Linked DNA regions of Homo sapiens: region 1 is linked to region 2. Evidence: read pairs that join two places in POLR2A ChIA-PET (ENCODE). Cell type or tissue: Caco-2. All regions are shown on one strand.

Evidence for each region. ChIA-PET counts read pairs that join two places held together with the same protein. Peaks named below come from ENCODE experiments on the same cell type or tissue, not always from the same donor. Only the 100,000 strongest peaks of a DNase experiment are listed, where the experiment ranks them.
Region 1: POLR2A ChIA-PET joins it to region 2 with 6 read pairs; 2 of 35 experiments call an interaction of 5 or more read pairs at or near these places.

What each region holds. Positions count from the first base shown.
Region 1 is chr1:50,948,577-50,953,576 of GRCh38, forward strand. The region is part of intron 1 of FAF1 (Fas associated factor 1); the gene reads right to left. Among named protein-coding and RNA genes, the nearest start is that of FAF1, 9.2 kb to the right of the region's middle. RefSeq lists an enhancer at 4,077-4,651. In Caco-2, no CTCF peak of the experiment used is centred here; a DNase peak (open chromatin) is centred at 2,045.
Region 2 is chr1:50,550,247-50,555,246 of GRCh38, forward strand. The region is part of intron 13 of FAF1 (Fas associated factor 1); the gene reads right to left. Among named protein-coding and RNA genes, the nearest start is that of FAF1-AS1, 110 kb to the left of the region's middle. In Caco-2, no CTCF peak of the experiment used is centred here; no DNase peak of the experiment used is centred here.

The DNA.
Region 1 (5,000 bases), 400 kb after region 2:
GGCTGGAGTGCAGTGACGCGATTTCAGCTCACTGCAACCTCTGCCTCCCAGATTCAAGCGATTCTCACGCCTCAGCCTCCCAAGTAGCTGGGACTACAGGTGCACGCCACCATACCCAGCTGTATTTTTAGTAGAGATGGGGTTTCACCATGTTGGCCAGGCTGGTCTTAAACTCCTGACCTCAAGTGATCCACCGGCCTTGGCCTCCCAAAGTGCTGAGATTACAGGTGTGAGACACCACACTTGGCCCTAGACTCTTAAACAATCAGATCTCACGTGAACTAACTGAGCAAGAATTCACTCATCACCAAGGGGATGGTGCTAAGCCATTTATGAGGGATCCACCCCCATGATCCAATATCTACCTCTAGGACCCACCTCCAACTTTGGAGGTCACATTTCAATATAAGATTTGGAAGGGACAAACATCCAAACCATGTCATAAAACGTTTTGCTAAGTCACAGAAATGGAACAGTACTTAAGATCACAAAATCAAAGAATCACAGGAATGGACGGAATTTCAAAAGTCATCTAGCTCAGCAATTCTCAAGTGTAGTCCTTGGATCAGAAGCATCAGCATAACCAGGAAACCTGGTAAAACATGCAAATTTGCAGACCCTACACCAGACCCACTGAGTCAGAAACTCTGAGGTGGGGGTCCAGCAACCTGTGGTTTAACAAGCCCTCCAAATTATTCTGATGCAAACTAAAGTTTGAGAACCATTAGTTTAAATCAGGATTCTCCAATACTGTCAACATTTTGAGCCAGAAAATTCTTTACTATCGGGCGATGCCTGTGCATTATAGAATGTGTAGCAGCATCGTTTGCTTCTGTGCACTAAATGCTAGTAGCAGCCCGAAGCTGTGACAACCAAAGTGTTTCCAGACATTGCCCAATGTCCCCTGGGGGACAGAAATCACCCTTGGTTGAAAACCACTGATCTAGATCAAGGATCAGCAAACTCTCCTAAAAGGAGCAGGGTAAATATTTTAGGCTTTGCAGGACATGCAGTCAACTACTCAACTCTGCTATTAAGGACAAAAATAACCAGAGACAACATGTAAACATACGTGCACGACTATATTCCAGTAAGACTTTATTTACAAAAAAAGGTGGTGGTTTGGCCCTCAGGCTGTAATATTCTGACCCCTAATCTAGGTCAGTTATCTGAATTACAATTGATTGTCCTCAGTCCCACGGCTGCCAAGTGATTCTCTGGATTCTATTTGGCCTGACCTAGTCCAGTCTTCTGCTTACAGGTACATATAGCTCTACACAGATTACCATTCTTTTTTTTTCGAGACAGGGTCTCTCTGTCACCCACCCAGGCTGGTGTGCAGCGGTGCAATCATATCCTCTTACCTCAGCCTCCTGAGTAGCTAGGACTACAAGCACATGCTATCACACCCAGCTAATTTAAAAAAAAAAAATTTATTTTTTTTTGTAGAGACACGATCTTGTTATGTTGCCCAAGCTGATCTCAAACTCCTGGCCTCAAGTGATCCCGTGCCTCTTCTTCTCAAAGTGCTGGGAATACAGGTGGGAGCCACCACACCTGTCCCAGATCACCATTTTATAGACTGAATAAATGAAGCCTACAAAAGGCAAATGACTTTCTCAAAGAACCACAGCTAAGAAAACCTAAAACAAAACAAAAAGACAACAGCTACAGCCAGTCTACCTAAGTACAATGTTCTAACAACTGCCCCTTATGGAGGTGTAACCACATATTGCCACCTAGCAGGCATTCAAACACTCCAGCCCTCTGAATTTACTAAAACCTAGAAAAGTACTGATTTCATGGGGGGAGCGGAGAAATAACTTTACCTTAAATGCCCAGACAGTAAATATTTTAGGCTTGTAAGGCCATTAAAATCTCTGTCTCAACTACTCATCTCTGTCACTCTAGCAAGAAAACCACCACAGATAAAGGTAAATGAACGGGTATGGCTGTGTTGCAATAAATCCTTATTTATAAAAACAGGCAGCTGGCCTGCAAGATATAGTTTGCTGACCCCTGATCTACAAGGTCCATAAAACCAGTCAGGCAAACAACAGGCATCAACTCTATCATACTCAGCTAATCTAGAGACACTATGTGCATTCCAAGGCTTCTGAACACCTGTGAACACAGAAGCATGGCACTAAATGGTAAACAAGGAATAGACAAAGTGCCACCTTTCTCTTCCTTCCTTCCTTCCTGAAGATCTACTACATGACAGCCAAGCACTGCTAATTTATTTTATACGTAAGTTTCCTCATTTGTAGAAATTTCTAAAGAGCAGTTTTTGTTTTCTTCAAGAACTCCAAGCTGACAAATTAGCTGGAAAATGAACACTCTTATATGTACCTGGATAAAATATTTGTTTCAGCCAGGCAAAGTGACTCATGCCTGAAATCCCAGCACTTTGGGAGGCCGAGGCGGGCAGACCACTTGAGGTCAGGAGTTCGAGACCAGACTGGCCAACATGGTGAAACCCCATCTCCACTAAAAATATTTAAAAAGTTAGCTGGATGTGGTGGCACACGCCTGTAATCCCAGCTACTCAGGAGGCTAAGGCAGGAGAACTGCCTGAACCGGGGAGATGGAGGTTGCACTGAGCCAAGATCACGCCACTGCACTCCAGCCTGGGTGGCCGAATGAGACCCTGTCTCAAACGAACAAACAAACAAAATTTGTTTCAAACCAACCTATGACCTTGTACAAGTCATTTCTCTTTTCTGGGTCTCAATTTCCACAAAGGGAAAACTGGTAAGCTTCAAATAGATGATCTCTGAAGTTCCCAACAGAGAACAAGTACATACCTTAAAACTGTCAAAAATAACAGCTAAAATTTATTGAACACTTTCTATGTCAGACACCTTTTCTAATCACTTTACATGTGCTATCTTATTTTTCATATGGGGAAACTGAGGCAGAGGGGTGTGAGGTGATTGGTCAAAGATCACCAGAAGAGTCAGTGGTAGGGCTGTGATTTAAATACAAGTGGTCTGAATCCAAAGTCCATGTCCTTAACCACCAACCATTAAATTTAATTCTACATGCAAAAACCTTATTTTCCCAATGACCTACAACCCAAATACTAAAACAACATGATTTGTCTCTTTAATAAATAAAGAGGACAGAGGAGAAAGGAAAGAAAGGACAGGTAACAAGATTACTTGCTCCCAGGAATGAAAAAATATGATGTTCCATGGATACTTAGTTTGGTCCCTAATCCGCAACATCACAAAAGATATCTGTTTGGATCAATACCATTTCTGCTCACACAGTCTGGTATTGTCTTTTGTAGACAATATTTCTTTGTGTCAAACTAAAAAAGAAAGAAGTGGGATTCACAACTCCATTTAGAAAGAGAAAATATTATAAACGGACAGAAACTACTTATGTGTCACTCAACGTAAGTGACTTACCAGTATGCAACAGAAAAGTCCATATTTCAAAGAGGAGCTCATATGCAAAGTTTCAAAGACCCATGGTGATAACCCAATATAAGAAAATTTGGCCCTCTCCCTCTCCCCTTTCTACGGTCTCCATCTCCCTCATCTCCCGTTTCCACAGTCTCCCTCTGATGCCCAGCCGAGGCTGGACTGGACTGCCGCCATCTCGGCTCACTGCAACCTCCCTGCCTGATTCTCCTGCCTCAGCCTGCCGAGTGCCTGGGATTGCAGGCGCGCGCCGCCACGCCTGACTGGTTTTCGTATCTTTTTGGTGGAGACGGGTTTTCGCCGTGTTGGCCGGGCTGGTTTCCAGCTCCTGACCGCGAGTGATCTGCCAGCCTCGGCCTCCCGAGGTGTCAAGATTGCAGACGGAGTCTCGCTCACTCAGTGCTCAATGTTGCCCAGGCTGGAGTGCAGTGGCGTGATCTCGGCTCGCTACAACCTCCACCTCCCAGCCGCCTGCCTTGGCCTCCCAAAGTGCCGAGATTGCAGCCTCTGCCTGGCCGCCACTCCATCTGGGAAGTGAGGAGCGTCTCTGCCTGGCCACCCATCGTCTGGGATGTGAGGAGCCCCTCTGCCCAGCCGCCCAGTCTGGGAAGTGAGGAGCGCCTCTTCCCGGCCGCCATCCCGTCTAGGAAGTGAGGAGCATCTCTGCCCGGCCGCCCATCGTCTGAGATGTGGGGAGCGCCTCTGCCCCGCCACCCCGTCTGGGAACTGAGGAGCGTCTCTGCCCGACCGCCACCCCGTCTGGGAGGTGAGGAGCATCTCTGCCCGGCCGCCCCGTCTGGGAAGCGAGGAGCCCCTCCGCCCGGCAGCCGCCCCGTCTGGGAAGTGAGGAGCCCCTCTGCCCGGCCGCCACCCCGTCTGGGAGGTATACCCAACAGCTCATTGAGAACGGGCCATGATGACGATGGCGGTTTTGTCGAATAGAAAAGGGGGAAATGTGGGGAAAAGAAAGAGAGATGGGATTGTTGCTGTGTCTGTGTAGAAAGAAGTAGACATAGGAGACTCCATTTTGTTCTGTACTAAGAAAAATTCTTCTGCCTTGGGAGGCTGTTAATCTATAACCTTACCCCCAATCCCGTGCTCTCTGAAACATGTGCTGTGTCCACTCAGGGTTAAATGGATTAAGGGCGGTGCAAGATGTGCTTTGTTAAACAGATGCTTGAAGGCAGCATGCTCCTTAAGAGTCATCACCACTCCCTAATCTCAAGTACCCAGGGACACAAACACTGCGGAAGGCCCCAGGGTCCTCTGCCTAGGAAAACCAGAGACCCTTGTTCACATGTTTATCTGCTGACCTTCCCTCCACTATTGTCCTATGACCCTGCCAAATCCCCCTCTCCGAGAAACACCCAAGAATAATCAATAAATACTATAAAAATAAATAAATAAATAAATAAATTTTTAAAAAAAGAAAAAAAAGAAAATTTGGCCAGACGCAGTGGCTCACAGCGCCTGTAATCCCAGCACTTTGGGAAGCCACAGTGGGTGGATCAACTGAGGTCAGGAGTTTGGGACCAGCCTGGCCAAGATGGCGAAACCCCATTTCTACTA
Region 2 (5,000 bases):
AGGCTGAGGCAGGAGAATGGCGTGAACCCAGGAGGCAGAGCTTGCAGTGAATCGAGATCGCGCCCCTGCACTCCAGCCTGGGCGACAGAGTGAGACTCCGTCTTTAAAAAAAAAAAAAAAAAAAAAAAAAGTGGGAGTGCTTCAGTTGCAATCTCACCCACAGGAGGAAAGTCTTTAACAGATAAGTGACCAGGAAAACAGAATATTGGCATCTTAGTCACTCATCAAAGCTTTCAAGCAAGAGCTGATTGTAACCCAGCACTTATTAAGCTCAATTCAGACAGCTGATGTTTAACACAAAGAGCTGAATAGACAGGTTGACTGTGTAGGCTCTTCCTCTAAACTTTATACCTGTTATGAGTTAGGTAATCATAAAGGAGTATTTAAGGACCACATCACCTAAACTCCCTAAAGAATTATCATTACTGAAAAAAAGATTAAATACAAAGCCCTCTGCTTTTACAGGGGATTTATATTTTAAAAAACTATTTAAAATAATCTGTCTTCTGCAAAACAACAGTAGAAGTTTATTGTCTATTACTTTTCCTAAGGACTCTCAAATAAAATCATGCAACAAAACTCTCCCTTGACTTCAGTGTCAGGAAATCTTGAGAAGAACTATTATGATTCCATATGTCAGAAAATGAGAACTGTAAATGGTAAAATGTAAATGCTCTCAGGTGTGTGATCTGGCATATAAGAGAAATACAATAGATACATATGGAATGGACAGATGAATAAATGATTATATGCCTATGACATGTCCTTTCTCTCCTTTATCTGCTGGAATTCTACAGCTAAACTTCAACTCAGGTGCTTATAAATATTCATATCTATTTGCTACTTTTAATTGGTTTTCATCCAATTTTATTTTTTATTTTCCTATTTTATATTGTATGTACAGAGATTATGAGATTACGTATAGCTATTATGTCAATTTTTTAAAGGAGGCAAACTGTAAATGCTAAATGGAAAAAAAACCCAGACATATATACAGAGGGAAAATAAGAGGAGCAAGAATGTTTTCCCAATTCAAGCACAGTATATGGTACACAGTTTAATGGTATATAGTACACAGTATATGGTACACATATGGTACACAGCTTAATGAATACTTTTTTGGATAAAGAAATGAATAGATGGTAGAATGAATGAGACAGTAAAAAGCTAAAATTAATGATAATGAAGTAACTATCATGAGGAATCTGTGTCCCTAAAAACATGTAAATACCATGATTTTAAAATGTACAGACCAGTAAACTTGCTCACAATACCCACAAAACTTTAAAAAGTCACTTAGAAAGATGGTTTATGAACAATTAGAATACAGTAGCGATGAATGGCAGGCAGCATAGGCCCTTAAGAACATACTATTCCCAAAACTAACTGTGAGTTTCCTAGACTAAGAATGCATCAGCATTCCATAAATTTTGACTATCTGGATTTCAGTAAGGCATATAATAAGGTGTTCCAAAAGATCCTTTAGATAAGATTCAGAAATACAGGCTAAGGTAGACAATTCATTTGTCATCAGGAAATTCAATCTGTAGAATGCTACCAAATTGAGAGTAGTCTCAAATAGTTTACTAGCTGGCTTTGTCCTGTTAACATTTTCATAAATATCTGAGACAAATAAAATACTTACATGTAGATAAATGCACTGAGCACTTACTCTGTACCAGACTTTAAAATCAATCATCCCATTTAGTTCTAATAACTCTCTGATGAATGTAGTTTTATCTCCATTTCATGGTACGAAAACTGCAGGCCAGGTGCGGTGGCTCATGCTCATAATCCCAGCACTTTGAGTTGCCAAGGCGGGCGGATCACCTGAGGTCAGGAGTCCGAGACCAGCCTGGCCAACATGATGAAACCCTGTCTCTACTAAAAATACAAAAAAACTAGCCAGGCATGGTAGTGTGCGTTTGTAGTCCCAGCTACTCAGGAGGTTGAGGCAGGAGAATAGCTTGAACCCGGGAGGTGGAGGTTGCAGTGAGCTGAGATTGTGCCACTGCACTCCAGACTGGGCAACAGAGTGAGACTCTGTTTCCAAAAAAAAAAAAAAAAACTTCAGCTAGAGGGTTTAAGCAACTCACCCACCACAGTCACTATGGTGGCCTAGTGGCATAGCTAGAATTCCAATCGTGGTCTGAATAAATCCAAAGCTCATTCATATTCTTAATCATCATGATGCTCTGAATTCTTATAACATCAACAAATAATTATTTAGCATTTTAATAGGAAACAAAAGTGGAAAAGATTGATATAACTCTTATCCTTATAAAGCTTATATTCATTGGAAGAAATAGAAAATAAATGTTAAAGTAAGCAAAAGTAATGGCTTATTATGGAAAGTTCTATGAAAGTGCTATGAAAAAGAATGATGGTGAAGCCTTCTCTAGAAAGGTTCATCAGACCTTTCTGAAGGAATATATAGACAGGATAGAAAAATGGGCTCATTTCTGTCTTTCTGATAACTTCTTTTATTCTCAAGCAACTAGTGGGGGCAGCTGGGAGGGGAGGTAGAGAGGGGAATGATATATTTGGGGAATGAAGAGTAGTATGAAATAGATATCTCAGTTAGGCAAAGAAAACTAACTAGAGAATCCCAAATCCCAGTAGGCTTGCCCAGCATTATTGTGTGCTTATTTGAAGCTTGTGTTTATTTAAAAGAGAGAGAGAAAAAAGAGAAGAGAAAAGACAGTGTGATTTTCTCTAGCTGTGTTCAACTGCAAGGGTACAGGCATACAGAAGGTGAACAGGCGGGTCTAACAAAATGAGTGTAACAGAGAGAGTTTAAAGTATCACAAGGAAATTACAACGATGAACCTCAAAATCTAAACAGGATGAGGAATATGAAAACTGGATATAGGAAAGGGTAGATGGGGTGAGAGAAAGGTCAATAGATTGGAAGGCATGAGGAGATAAAAAAATCTTTAAGACCAGTGATACTTGAACAAATAAATAGGAGTGGTAGGAAGTGGTGATCAGAGCCAGATGTTTGAAATCAAAATATATGAGGCAATATAGTTTCTATTAGTGACCCCATCTAAATGTGGTAAATACAGAGAAGAAGAAAAATTTTCTGGAGAACATGTCTAGGAACCGAGAGGATTATCAAGAATGATGACAGGAGTAGAGATGATAAGGACTTAAGACTCATTTGTGGGTGATAAAACTTGTGAAGGTCAATAGACAGAATCTGAACCCCAAATGATCTTGTCAATCAACTGCATTAGTAAAGAATGGCAGAAATCTGGTTTAGCATCAACTCAAGCTGGAAAACAATGGGGTTTTAGATGATTCCCTGAGTTCAACAGAAGCCCACAATAAAATTTCAGATAGAACTGTGCACAGCACCAGACAAACCTCCTCTAGAGCACTATGCTTGATCCCGGCACCTTTAGAAGGGGCTGGGTCTAGACACACTATCATATGAAGAACAGTGAAAAGAACTAATTATATTTGGTAGGAAGAGGCAGGGAAAATAGGAAAAATGAGAACTAGAGTTACATTGATAAAAGGTTATAATGCTATAGAGAAGTTAGGCTTATATCAGGTAACTGCAAAACCAGAACCAAAAAGGATAAAGTTGAGGAAGCTCTCTATAGAAGAAGCATTGTAGTAAAGACATTTCCAGTTTTCAGAGCAGCTAAAAAAAAAAGCTATCTTTTGAAGCTTTCATTTCCCTGTCTTGGCAATATTCAAGCACAGGCTGGAGCAACATCAGCTAAGCATGTTATAGAAAAAAAGGCCTGGGTGGCTGCAAGTTGTACTGCTAAGGACACGTCTAATCCCTAACTCTAAGACTGGGTGAATTTCACGTTTATTTGTTCCTTGAACAAAAGGTCCATGGACTTCCCTTATACCTCCTGCAGGACTTTGCACACTAGATAATTATCTAGTACATTTTTGTTGCTGAATCATTCAGCATGGCAAGATCATGGGAAAAAAAGCATTATGTGGTAGAAAAGCACAGGTAGCATTGGGATTTATAGCTGGTATAGCCATTGCAATGACCTCACAGAACCTCTCTGAGCCACAAATAGTTTCCTCACATGTGAAATGGGATCTTGCTATTTACCCTGCAGAATTGTGGAAAAGATTAAATGAGGTAAATATATATATATATATATATATATATAGAGAGAGAGAGAGAGAGAGAGAGAGTCTTAAATTAGCACATTTATATAGTGTCTGGCACTATAATTAATTAAGTAGGTACTTAATTAATGGTTGTAGTTGTCATCATGTAGTTTGGCTTCTTAAAAAGCCGTACTATAGTCTTGCTCTTAGCTACTAATATACTTTTAACAGATATTCCTTGTTACAAAACGAAAGAGGAAGAAAATTACTGTCGTCTTCTTCACTACACCCCACTAAAATCACTCTGATCAGATTATTACAAACTGGAAAGGGTAGCATGCTTATGTTATAATCTGATATATCAAACCTCACCAAAATTTATTTTAAAAATGAACCCTTGCTTACCTCACATTTTTCTACTGAAAACAACTGTATCCAAGTCAGAATATTACAGACAAAGGTCTCAGGTCAAATAGGTGAGTCACTCTCTTTTCATAGATGAAAAAGAAAGATCTAGAAATGTTATACTACTTGTCTAATATCATCTTGTTTTTCGTATTTCCAGCCTGACTGAGCCTTACTTCTCAATTGCTCTACATTCTATGATGATTGACATCTGTCTGTCTGCACAAACAATGAGAAAACAGTTGTAATGAAAAATTGTGGTTTCTATGAGCCCAGGAGACCAGCCTGAGCAACATGGTGAAACCCCTGTCTCTACAAAAAAAAAATAATAATAGCTGGGCATGGCGGCATGAGCCTGTAGTCCCAGCTACTTCAGTCAGGAGGCTGAAGTGAGAGGATCACTTGAGCCCAGGTGGTCGAGGCTGCAGTGAGTCAAGATCGTGCCACTGCATTCCAGCCCAGGTGACAGAGCGAGACACACACACACATACACACACACCAGGACCCTG